Linked DNA regions of Homo sapiens: region 1 is linked to region 2. The links are chromatin contacts, found by Hi-C or POLR2A ChIA-PET in ENCODE. All regions are on one chromosome and are shown on one strand. The core of a region is the stretch at or near the end of the contact, and the rest is flanking DNA. Distances in the headings are between cores, read along the strand shown. Region 1 holds the start of TMEM258 (transmembrane protein 258). Region 2 holds the start of SYT7 (synaptotagmin 7).

The links. A loop is a pair of places that touch in the nucleus more often than their neighbours do. ChIA-PET counts read pairs that join two places held with the same protein, here RNA polymerase II (POLR2A). Pooled maps may share reads with other maps.
Region 1: a map of CD8-positive, alpha-beta T cell shows a loop between it and region 2 (4-fold over the local background). The contact joins the promoter of TMEM258 here to the promoter of SYT7 in region 2. A Hi-C loop is called at or near these places in 2 of 168 maps with a recorded cell type or tissue (both CD8-positive, alpha-beta T cell) and 8 of 50 pooled maps. POLR2A ChIA-PET finds 5 or more read pairs at or near these places in 1 of 52 experiments (T-cell).

The regions. Positions count from the first base shown.
Region 1 is chr11:61,791,003-61,796,248 of GRCh38, forward strand. It overlaps TMEM258 (transmembrane protein 258), which reads right to left and starts at 1,597. Exons shown (of 4, transcript NM_014206.4): 1 at 1,554-1,597. The coding sequence starts at 1,556. It overlaps FEN1 (flap structure-specific endonuclease 1), which reads left to right and starts at 1,909. Exons shown (of 2, transcript NM_004111.6): 1 at 1,909-2,026; 2 at 4,339-5,246. The coding sequence starts at 4,360. MIR611 (microRNA 611) reads right to left here and starts at 1,559; the gene lies at 1,493-1,559. RefSeq lists enhancers at 845-1,822, 1,615-1,909, 1,823-2,798, 4,344-4,844.
Region 2 is chr11:61,576,599-61,582,397 of GRCh38, forward strand. It overlaps SYT7 (synaptotagmin 7), which reads right to left and starts at 4,478. Exons shown (of 13, transcript NM_001365809.2): 1 at 4,192-4,478. The coding sequence starts at 4,222. It overlaps LOC105369331 (a long non-coding RNA gene), which reads right to left. Exons shown (of 5, transcript XR_950166.3): 5 at 4,808-5,395. RefSeq lists silencers at 4,499-4,588, 4,609-4,758, 4,769-4,928.

The sequences.
Region 1 (5,246 bases), core at 347-2,846, 210 kb after region 2:
GGGCAGTGGCACGATCTCGGCTCACTGCAACCTCTGCCTCCCGGGTTCTAGAGATTCTCATACCTCAGCCTCTCGAGTAGCTGGGACTATAGGATTACAGGTGCGCACCACCACATCTAATTTTTGTATTTTTAGTAGAGATGGGGTTTTGCCATGCTGGCCAGGATGGTCTTGAATTCCTGACCTCAGGTGATCTGCCTGCCTCGGCCTCCCAAAGTACTGAGATTACAGGTGTGAGTTGCCGCGCCCAGGCTCAATTTTTTTTTTTTTCCAGACAGTCTTGCTCTATCGCCCAGGCTGGAGTGCCTGGAGTGCAGTGGTGCCAACTCGGCTCACTGCAAGCTCCGCCTTCTGGGTTCAAGTGATTATCCTGCCTCAGCCTCCCGAGCAGCTGGGATTACAGGCGTGAACCACCATGCCCGGCTAATTTTTTGTATTTTTAGGAGAGACAGGGTTTCACCTTGCTGGCCAGGCTGGTCTTGAACTTCTGACCTCCTGATCCGCTCGCCTCAGCCTCCCAAAGTGCTGGGATTACAGGAGTGAACCACCGCGCCTGGCCCTCAATTTCTAATTCAGTATTTTCCTCACTACCTATGCTATTATGGAATCTTGTGAGCTATGGTCAAGACATTCAAGTTCTGGTTCTGAGTAATCTGAGTCTGAGTAAAGCGACTGTAATATCTATTTCACAGAACTGAAAAATAAGAAAGATGATGAATCAAAGCATCTAGTGCCTAGCAGGGAGTATTTTGCTCAACAGGTATTTGCTTCCTTCCTAAGGCTGTAGGGAAGATGATGAGATAATGTCTTTTATGAAAGAGGGCTGTAAACGTAAAGATCTGTACAAATGTTAACTTCATTGTCACCGGTCAGCCAATGCTTCTAAAATCCAGAACATAACAACTCTAGAGAAGTAAACTGCCCCCATTGTTCTGAGACACTGGAATTCAATTCAGTAAACAATCACGGCCCCCTTCCCCCAAAATGATAAAGACAATCACTGCCATTTATTGAGCTTCCAATTACGGGCCCTCTGTTTGGCACTGAGAATACAAAGATGAATAGACATCATCCCAGAGCTAGATGCGCGTCAGACGGTGGTCACTAGGAGGCGTGGCCGAAAACAAAGAAGTCCATGGAACGTGGCCAGAGATCTGTACAGAGGCTGTGGGCGCTCCTAGGAAAGTCTGGCCAAGTGCCTGAGAGTTGGAAGTGCTTCACCAATAAACATTTGCCCAGGGCATTGTAGGATGGGCACGGGTTCGGCAGAAGAACTTTCCAAATAAAGATAACACACCACCGATAACAGAGATATACAAACTGGAAGGTATTCAAAATTCGCCCCACGCCTCTCGCCCTTAGAAATCGCGAGCTGAGAAACCTAAGGAGTTCATGGCAAGGGGCTTCCCCCTTCCCCACCCTTCAGCCCAAGCCGGAGGTTCCAGGAGCGTCTAGCCCTCTGGATCTCCGGCGTCTGAGGAGATAAGCGCGGTGTGGGTCAGACCCCGAGGGGTCCTCGCATCTCCGTCTGGAACTCCCCTCAACGCTCTCACCATTTTGCCCCGCGAAGGCTAATCCGCCGCTCCGCCACCGGAAGAACACGTCGGCAGGAGCAGGCGCCTAGCACAACCGGAAAAGGAAGTGCCTCCGGCGCAAGTGGCATTGAGGGACTTGTAGTCCTGCGATTTCGGGTGTAGAGGGAGCAGGGGCCTGCGGGGACCTGGTGTGGGTGGAGTGGGGACAAGCGGTGGAGAAGGGTACGCCAGGGTCGCTGAGAGACTCTGTTCTCCCTGGAGGGACTGGTTGCCATGAGAGCAGCCGTCTGAGGGGACGCAGCCTGCACTACGCGCCCCAAGAGGCTGTGCGTGGCGAGCAGGTCACGTGACGGGAGCGCGGGCTTTGGAAGGCGGCTGAACGTCAGGCCACCCGCCGCTAAGCTGAGAAGGGAGAGCGAGCTTAGGACCGCCTGCCCGGGGCAACCCCGAACCAAGCTTTAGCCGCCGAGGCCGCGTGTCCCAAAGGCCAGGTGAGACCCCATGGGAAGCGCCTCCGGGAGCGACGGGGTCCGCTTGGCGCTGGGGGCCGTGGGGAGCCGGGGTCTGGAGTGCGCGGGATTCGCAGTCAAGAGGTCCCGCCACTTTTCCCCCTGTGAGCCTTGGGCCAGTCGCGTAAGCTCCGAGCCTCTCTTTCCTCCATTGTAGAAAAGCGGTAATAAGTTCCACCTTATGGGGTCGTGTTGTATTTTTCCTAAGACCTTGGACGAGAAACATTTCTGACACTTGAGTTGTTTAGGCCCCTTTCCTGCCTACCTGTCTGTGGGACGCCGTGAGGGGATCAAGGGCTACATGGTCTGGTCCTCAGTCCACACTCCAGCAGCGCGGCCGGCTTGAGGCAAGAGCCGAAGGGTTGAACAGGCCTGGAGAGGGGACATTAGAGGTTTCTGTCTGTTGTCTCAGTTAACCCTGGCAGCAGCCCTGAGAGACAGGCATGGTAATCGTTCTTCTTCTGTAGACGAGAAAATAAACCTCAGTGGCTTGGTAATGTCACACGGATGGTAAATGCCGCGCCTAGATTCAAGGCCAGAGCTTTTGCCGCTGCAGTTCACAGGGGAATTATTCATATTAATCAAATGAATAATTCATTGTCAATTAATTATTAATTGATTAATAATCCAGGGATGGACCTGGAAGGACGCGTGAGAGGATGGCGAGAGGAGGGCACAGCTAAGGAAAAGTGGGAAAAGGCGGGCCTTATTCCAGCTTTCTGTTGAGATCCCAGAATGTAGGGTTAGGTTGGGAACCAGAACATGAAAGATCGTGATGCCATGCTGAAGTGTTTGGACTGAATTAGAAGGAAGAATTGAACAGTCATTGATGCTCTAGAAAGAACCCTGTGAAGAAAGAGTGGGAACAATGAAAAGGCCTGATGGAGTCTTTCGTTTCTTCTTTCTCTTTTCTTTTGTCTTCTTTTCTTTTCTTGACAGGGTCTTGCTCTGTTGCCCAGGCTGGAGTGTGGTGGCACAATCATAGCTCACTGTAGCCTGGAACTCCTGGGCTCATGTGATCCTCCCACCACGGCCTCCCAAAGTGCTGGGATTACTGCCCAGAGCCTCTGTGCCTGGCCCCAGTAGAATATTTCTTGGAGTATTGGACACATACCAACAGTGGGCACAAGATGAGTTTTTTATTTTTTTGAGACGGAGTCTCACTCTCTTGCTAGGCTGGAGTGCAGCGGCACAATCTCGGCTCACTGCATTCTCTGCCTCCTGGGTTCAAGCGATTCTCCTGCCTCAGCCTCCCGAGTAGCTGGGATTACAGGTGCACACCACCACACCCAGCTAATTTTTTTTTTTTTTGTATTTTTAGTAGAGACAGGGTTTCACCGTGTTGGCCAGGATGGCAAGATGATTTTAAATTGCACCCCCTAAAAATCCTTTTTAATAGTTATACATTTAATACATATTAAAATATAACTAATAGAACACAAATATTATTGCTTATGAGTTTTCCAGTTTAGTTTTTTAAAAAAAATTCTAAGTGAATGAAAGTACGGGTTTTAGTTGGAAGTAGCAAAAATCGTGAGGGTGATTTGGGAAACACTGCTATCTGGGAAACACTGAACTCTGAAGTGCAATACTCTTTTGAGCCCAGTGACTACAGCATGCCAGACCCCTAAATCAGGACCTGGGGAGGAGCCATGGAGTTAACATTTCAGACTGAGTGGTGGCGAGAAAACGCAAAGGGAAAGACTTGAAACTCTAGCAACATTATAATAAAAGTAGAAACTCTTATGTGCTGAGGCGATGATGAAGAGAGTTTAGAGAAGCTTGTGAGAAAGCCACATCACCTCCATTCAGATATGTTTGCAATCCTTTTTCAAGGCTGCCTTATTAGTCAGGGTTCTCCAGAGACTCAAAACAAATCAGATCTGTTTGTTTAGCTGGTGTATTTGCCTGTCTTTCAGGTCTGCCATTATGGTCCCTGGACTCCTCAAGCCAGGCCAAGCATCCTGGCCTTCTGTGGTCCTTGATGGAGACCTATGTTGCAGGTTTTTTTTGTGTAATAAATAATGCTGCTACCTTAGAATATCAACAGTATCTTATTTCTCTAAGCACGTGGTTCAATTTCTGGTACTCGTTGAGCCTTACTATTGAGTAAATTCTCCTGCTAGACTGAGTTTTTTGAGAATGGGGACCTTGTTCATCTTTTTATCTTTAGCAGTGCTGACATGGTGTCCTTTTTGTTGTGTGGAATTTAGTTGAAGGCATGAAGTTGGTGAGATAACACCAGTTATAACCTTTCTCCTTTCCTCCGTCTCTGACTTGCCTTTCTTTTTTAGTCATCCCTCCTCTGTGTTGCCATGGGAATTCAAGGCCTGGCCAAACTAATTGCTGATGTGGCCCCCAGTGCCATCCGGGAGAATGACATCAAGAGCTACTTTGGCCGTAAGGTGGCCATTGATGCCTCTATGAGCATTTATCAGTTCCTGATTGCTGTTCGCCAGGGTGGGGATGTGCTGCAGAATGAGGAGGGTGAGACCACCAGCCACCTGATGGGCATGTTCTACCGCACCATTCGCATGATGGAGAACGGCATCAAGCCCGTGTATGTCTTTGATGGCAAGCCGCCACAGCTCAAGTCAGGCGAGCTGGCCAAACGCAGTGAGCGGCGGGCTGAGGCAGAGAAGCAGCTGCAGCAGGCTCAGGCTGCTGGGGCCGAGCAGGAGGTGGAAAAATTCACTAAGCGGCTGGTGAAGGTCACTAAGCAGCACAATGATGAGTGCAAACATCTGCTGAGCCTCATGGGCATCCCTTATCTTGATGCACCCAGTGAGGCAGAGGCCAGCTGTGCTGCCCTGGTGAAGGCTGGCAAAGTCTATGCTGCGGCTACCGAGGACATGGACTGCCTCACCTTCGGCAGCCCTGTGCTAATGCGACACCTGACTGCCAGTGAAGCCAAAAAGCTGCCAATCCAGGAATTCCACCTGAGCCGGATTCTGCAGGAGCTGGGCCTGAACCAGGAACAGTTTGTGGATCTGTGCATCCTGCTAGGCAGTGACTACTGTGAGAGTATCCGGGGTATTGGGCCCAAGCGGGCTGTGGACCTCATCCAGAAGCACAAGAGCATCGAGGAGATCGTGCGGCGACTTGACCCCAACAAGTACCCTGTGCCAGAAAATTGGCTCCACAAGGAGGCTCACCAGCTCTTCTTGGAACCTGAGGTGCTGGACCCAGAGTCTGTGGAGCT
Region 2 (5,799 bases), core at 3,228-5,727:
CTGCTGTTCTTCTGTTCTTGGCCTCACTCCCCTGGGGGAACCAGTTATTGAAAACGAAAACGGTCCATCAGATTCAATAAGGATTCAAAGTCCGTGAGAGAATAGGGGGTGGGTGGGGAGTAGGATGGGGGGACTCAGGAGGGGCAGGAGGGGGAGGGAACCATATACGGCTCCTCTGCCTGTTCCACACAACATCCTGCAATGGCCGGGCTAGAGGGTGTAACAAGGAGACAGCCCCCACTGGCACTCCATGTTGCCCTCAATGCCCCTTAAGCCTGAGCTTGGGGTCAGCCAGGAGCAGAACCCAGCTGCCCAGGGCCTGTCTTTGCTCACCCAGCACCCACCTATTGACCTGCCTTCCAGCTGTCCCCTTACCTGTCACCTACTGGCCTGTACGTTCCCACCTCAATCCGGCCTGCTCTAACCCCCTCCCCAGTATGAGGAGGGGCTTTGGGGCTATCTCCCTCCCCACTATGCCCCAGCCCTCAAGCGGGCAGCTTGTTGATCAAGCTTCCCTGCAAGGCCACAGAACAGTGTGAACCAGGGCCCTGGAGGGGGCCTGTCTCCATGGTAACACAACAGCTTGGGGGCACTGGCTACCCTGGCCCATGCCCCATTGAAATCATCCTCACCCCCTCTGGGTTTTAGACTTGCCCAGCCTCAGGTCCTCCACTGTGTCCTGGCCTGTGGGGAGATCATTCGATCTTCAGTCCGGACTCTAACTCAAGCCCAGGATGCAGGCCAGGGAGGCCCGGGCATGTGCCGATGGGGCAGGCTTTGGGGAGGTAGGTGGGAGGAGAGAGGTTGTTGGTGAAATGGGTGGACACAGTCAGGCCTCCTTGGACCTTCCCACACTCCAGCCCTGGCCTCTAACCCAGGTGTTCCTCAGGGCATACCCTTGATCTGCCCTTTCAGCCACACCCCTAACTTCTGCACCTCCCTCACCCGCCATCAGCCTCTTCCCCTAACTTGTGCCCAGTGACTGGAGGGTTGGCCTGGACAATCTAGTGGATCCTTCACCTTGAGAGAAGAGGCCCGCTGTGCCAAGGCCCCCTGCCCTGCATGCTCCCAAGTCACGACCTGCCTAGTGGAGTGTCTGTAGGGAACAGAGCCCACTAACAGGTGGGACAAAAGAAGGCTTCAAGCACTACTACTCCCAGGGACAAGCTCACAGAGGGCTGGGGGCAGGGCAGGCAGCCTTCAGGACCTAACCTCTGTCCCAGTGGTTCCCTCTCTGGCCTTGCTTACCAGCTCACTGCAAGGTCACCTCTCCCTCCCTCTCTCTTTTCCTGCCGCTGTCCTGCCTGCCCACTGCAACGCTGACCCCTGCAGGCCTGCTGGGGCCTGCCTGGCCTGGGGACAAGCAGTCCGAGAGAAACAGGGACTTCAGGATGAACCAGAGGGTGAAGGCTGAGGGCAGGAAGAGGCCGTGAAGTCTGGGAGGGGGCAGAAGGGAGGCTGCAGGTCTGGTCTAGGGAGGCTGGACAGAGTGTGGAGCTGGAGCCTGGGTGTGCATGGGAGGGGGCTGGTCTGGGTTCTTCACTGGACTCCGATTATTTCCCACAGTCCTTTTCTTCATTCACAATAGATCAGGGAACCAAGGGCCTGGGGGCCTGAGGCCCAAGTAGGGAGAGAACCACACCTGTCAGGTAAGGTCCTCACAGTAGCTGAGCCCTTAGGGACCTGCATAGTAAGTGGGATGAGGGAGGGAGTACCACAGGGATCTTCTGGAACCAGCATGAGGCAAAGGGGAGCAGGAGAGGACAGATTTTTTTTTTTTTAAGGATTGGGCCGCAGGTGTTCCTGAGAGTGGGATGAGAGGATCAGGATATAAAAGGCACTGGCCCCTGGGAGACCAGAGGGGAGGGGAGGGGTGGCCTGAGTTACACATAAATCAATTTGCATATCTCAGTACCAACCAGTACCAGCCAAGGGGAGATGGGGAGGCAGAAATGGGGGACACAGAGCCCTGGCTTGGGGAGCTGAGTCTAGGGAGCCTTGGGGGAGCTGGGGGGAAGGGAAATCTGACCTGGAACTATAGAGCCTACAAAGGTGGGCAGGGATGCCAGAGGGCAGAGGCCAGAATGAGATCTTTGACTCCTCAAGGACCCCAGATGACTAGGCTCAAAGGCAGACTGTGCCCTCTCCAGCCTATGTCTGACCCCACCCAGCCCAATGCCCACACCGGAGAGGAGTCAGCCTCAGGCCAGCCCCTTTCCCAGTCACAGCTGCCCTACCACAGGCACTGGTGGGTCCCGCAGCTGCAACTGGGGTGGGCAAGACAGGTCCCAACTGCAGCCAGAGAGGCCCATTCAAGGAGGGGGTGAGGGAAGAGTTGAGGGCTGCCAGCACACCAGGGATGGTACTGGACTCCAGACCCTTTGCCTAGAAGATGCCAAGCACGTCAAGCTGGCCTCCGTGGTGAGGGCAGAGGTGCTTGGAGGAGTGGTGATGTCATGGTGCCCAGGCATGGGAGGAAAGAGGAGGGAGGGAGAGGGGAGAGGGCACAGCCCCAGGCCAGTGGCCTAACAGGCCAGAGGGGAGGCTGCCAGCCTGGTGGGCGAGGGGATGGATAGTGTCCTTATTTCTTCCCTACCTTCCATCCTCATACCCCAGAGCTGGCTTCTGAACTAAGCTACTGGCTTCTAAGAAGGTGAGCAGAGCAAGAGAATACTCCTGCCACGGGCCATGGGCTGGAAGCCGGCGGCCTCTTCGACGAAGATGCCAGGGTAGGTGACCTAGGTCCAGACAGATGAGGGGAGGGCTCTCCACAGGCAATGCCCCTTCAGCCCTCACCTAGAGGACATTCAGAGAAGGGCGCAAGGTTCCAGAGAAGGAGACTGAATCTCTCACCCTCATATCCAAGTGCTGAGTGAGGGCAGTGCCTGGCGCCCAGTGGGTCGTCCTCAATATCGACTGGACTGAAAAGAATCGATGGGGGGTGGGAGCCGATTCCTCAGGAGGCAGGGACAGGCTGAGGCTGCCCCTAGAGGGGAAAGAGCAAATGTGGGGCTAGGGCAACAGTGGGCAAAGCCAGCACCCACTGGACTGCCTTCAGGAGCCTCAGGGCTGCAGGCTCCTTCTGTGCAGGGTCTTAGAGCCCTTCCTTCCCTACAGCACCGCCGCCCCCAGGAGGCTGGCAGGAGGGAGCCTGGAGGCTCTTCGTTTGGGAGCACATCCTGGGCTGGGGAGTCGTGCTTTTAGCATCAGAGAGAAGCCCAGAAACAGACCCTGATGCCAGAACTGGCAGACTGGGGGTGCTGGGACTGGGTGGAGCACCCCAGGTGGGAGCGGGGATGGAGCCTGGGCAGGAGCTGCAGGGGACCTGCCTACAGGTGGGCACTGGGTGAGGAGGCATCAGGAGCCAAGGAGGAAATGGCAGAGCAATTTCCGAGGAAGACGGGAAGATTCTTCGGCTTTGGCTTAGAGGATACCAAGCAGACAGTGGGCTCCCAGGCCACTCCCCTGGCGGGCGAAGCAGAAGGCAAAGGAGTTCGGCCCTCCCCCACCCCAGGACGGGAGAGAGTTTGGGGTTGTTTGCTTCCCCCTCCCCAAACCTAGGAGAACATTCTCTTGGCACCCCCATTCTCATGAGCCCCTGCTCTCTTTCCCTTCAGGCACCCCCGTCTCACCCATCAACGCCCCTGCAGTTCCCCACCCCCCAGAACCTCCCTGCCCAGCTGCCGCACCAGATTCCCACTTGCCCCCTGGCACCCTCTCAATTCACAGTTGGCACTGCGATGCCACTCCGCTCCCCTGTGCCCGCAACCTTGGCCAAGAGCTGCCGGGATCCTCGCCCTGGGGTCCGCCAGCGCTGGCACCCCCGGGGCACCGGTGCTGGGGAGCCTCGGGTGCCTCTGAGGGCACTGCCCGGCTCCCACAGGGGCAGCGGCTCCTCGCTCCGCCACACACGTTGTCCTTGGGCTGTTGAGGGGTGGGGGAGAGGTCCTTGTGGGGACACTGCGAAGCCGGTCCCAGACATCCAGCCTGGCAGTGTCCAGACTGCGGGGGACCGGGGTCCGAGCCGCTGCCGCTCGATCCCGCGCCCCCGGGGCTGGGATGACCCCTGGGGGAGCCCGTGCGGCTCCGGGCGGACAACAGCCCCAGGCTGGGGCTCCGAGACGGCGTCCGGCGCTGCCGCTGTCCTGCCCGCCGGTGCGGGGCGCCCCAGCCCGCCGGGGCCGCGCTTACCTGGGCTGGCCGCCTCCGGGTCCCGGTACATGGTCCCCTCGTCGCCGGTTCCCTCCGGGCTCCTCAGAGCCGCCCGCGGCCGCGCGCTGCTCCGCCGCCGCCGCTGGGCATGGGGCCGGGCGACCCCCGGGGGCGGGTCCGAGGGCGGGGGCCGAGCGGGCTGCACCTAGCCGCGGAGCCGGGGAGCGGGGGCCGCCCGCCAGCCCTCCCGCCCGCCCGCGGAGCACGCTGCCGCCGCCGCCGAACAGCGCCGAGCCGCCTCCCTCCGGCCTGCGCGCCGCGTGTGCGCGCCGGAGCGTGTGTGTGTGTACGAGGCCGTGTGTATGTGTGTGTGTGAGCGCGTGTGTGAGCGCGCCCGGGGCACCGCCGGCGCCGCCCGCCAGCCGCCGAACGCCGCGGCCACAGCCACCGCCTGCGCCCGCTGCCGGCCGCGCGCCGCACTGCACCCGCGCCCGCCGCCGCCCGAAGCCGCCCCGAGGGCACGGCCGCCGCCCCGCGCCCCGCCCGCCTCGCAGTCCCCGCGGGGAGGGCCGCCGAGCCCCACGGCCGGGCTCGTCCGGCCAGGGGATCCGGCTCCGCTGCGCGACCCACCCCCAGCCCGTGCTCCCCCGATGGCCGCGGCCTGGCACCGGGCAGGGCCGCAGAGCCGGCCACCTCCTCCGAGGTGCCCTTTGGCTCCGATCCAAAAGGCGTGGAGATCCACTCCGGGTTTTCCGCTTGCTGGCGGCTCGAGGGCGTCAGCTCCGGACTCAACACCGCGGCGGTCCGGGGCAGACGGACTGGTGTGTGCAAAAACCAGGAGTGGAATTTTTGGCAGCGCTGAGCCTGGGTCCGCCAGTCCGGTCTTTCTGCAAGCTCGCACACAGGTGGAGCCGAAAGGGCTAAGATCCCTGCCCTCGGTAGGAGGTTTGGCCTAGTGACCCTCCTCACCTAACCCAGCCCCACGAAAGAAGAAAATAGACTTTTCAGCCTCTGGCTATCCCTCTATAGCAGCAGCTCCTCCTCTGATCCTCCCCTCTATTCCTTGACCCTAGCACTTCGGAGGGTAGGAAGGAAATCCCTCCTTCTCCTTCCAACCCTGGACCTCTCTTGGTCCCCTCTGCCTCTCTGCCGGCTCAGCACAGTCTAAATCAGGTGAACACTCATTTCTCTACAGAATTTGGATGATTTGATTCTGGGGCAGGGAGGAGAAGAGACCTGTCTCCTAAGGATAAGAAAAACCCAGAAATGAACCATTAGTGGTATGGTAGGCACAGAGACCTCCCTGCACACACCTACACACGTAATCACCTACATACACACACACACACACACACACAGACATGATGCCCCCCACACACACACCCACACAGACATGCTGCCCACACAAAGAGACACATACACTGACGCTCCCCACAATACAGGTGCTGCCCCTACCCTTCACTGATGGGTCAGGTAAGAGGGCAAAATCCCTGGGTCTGTGGCAGCATCCTGCCCTCCCCTGTGCTGAGAATGCAGTTTGCAGGTGAGCCAGGCTTCCTAGAGTCAAGGATTATTATTTCCACCCTGAGAAATCCACTTTTGCTGGCTTTATACTGCACTACTCATGCCCAGCCACACCTCCACCTG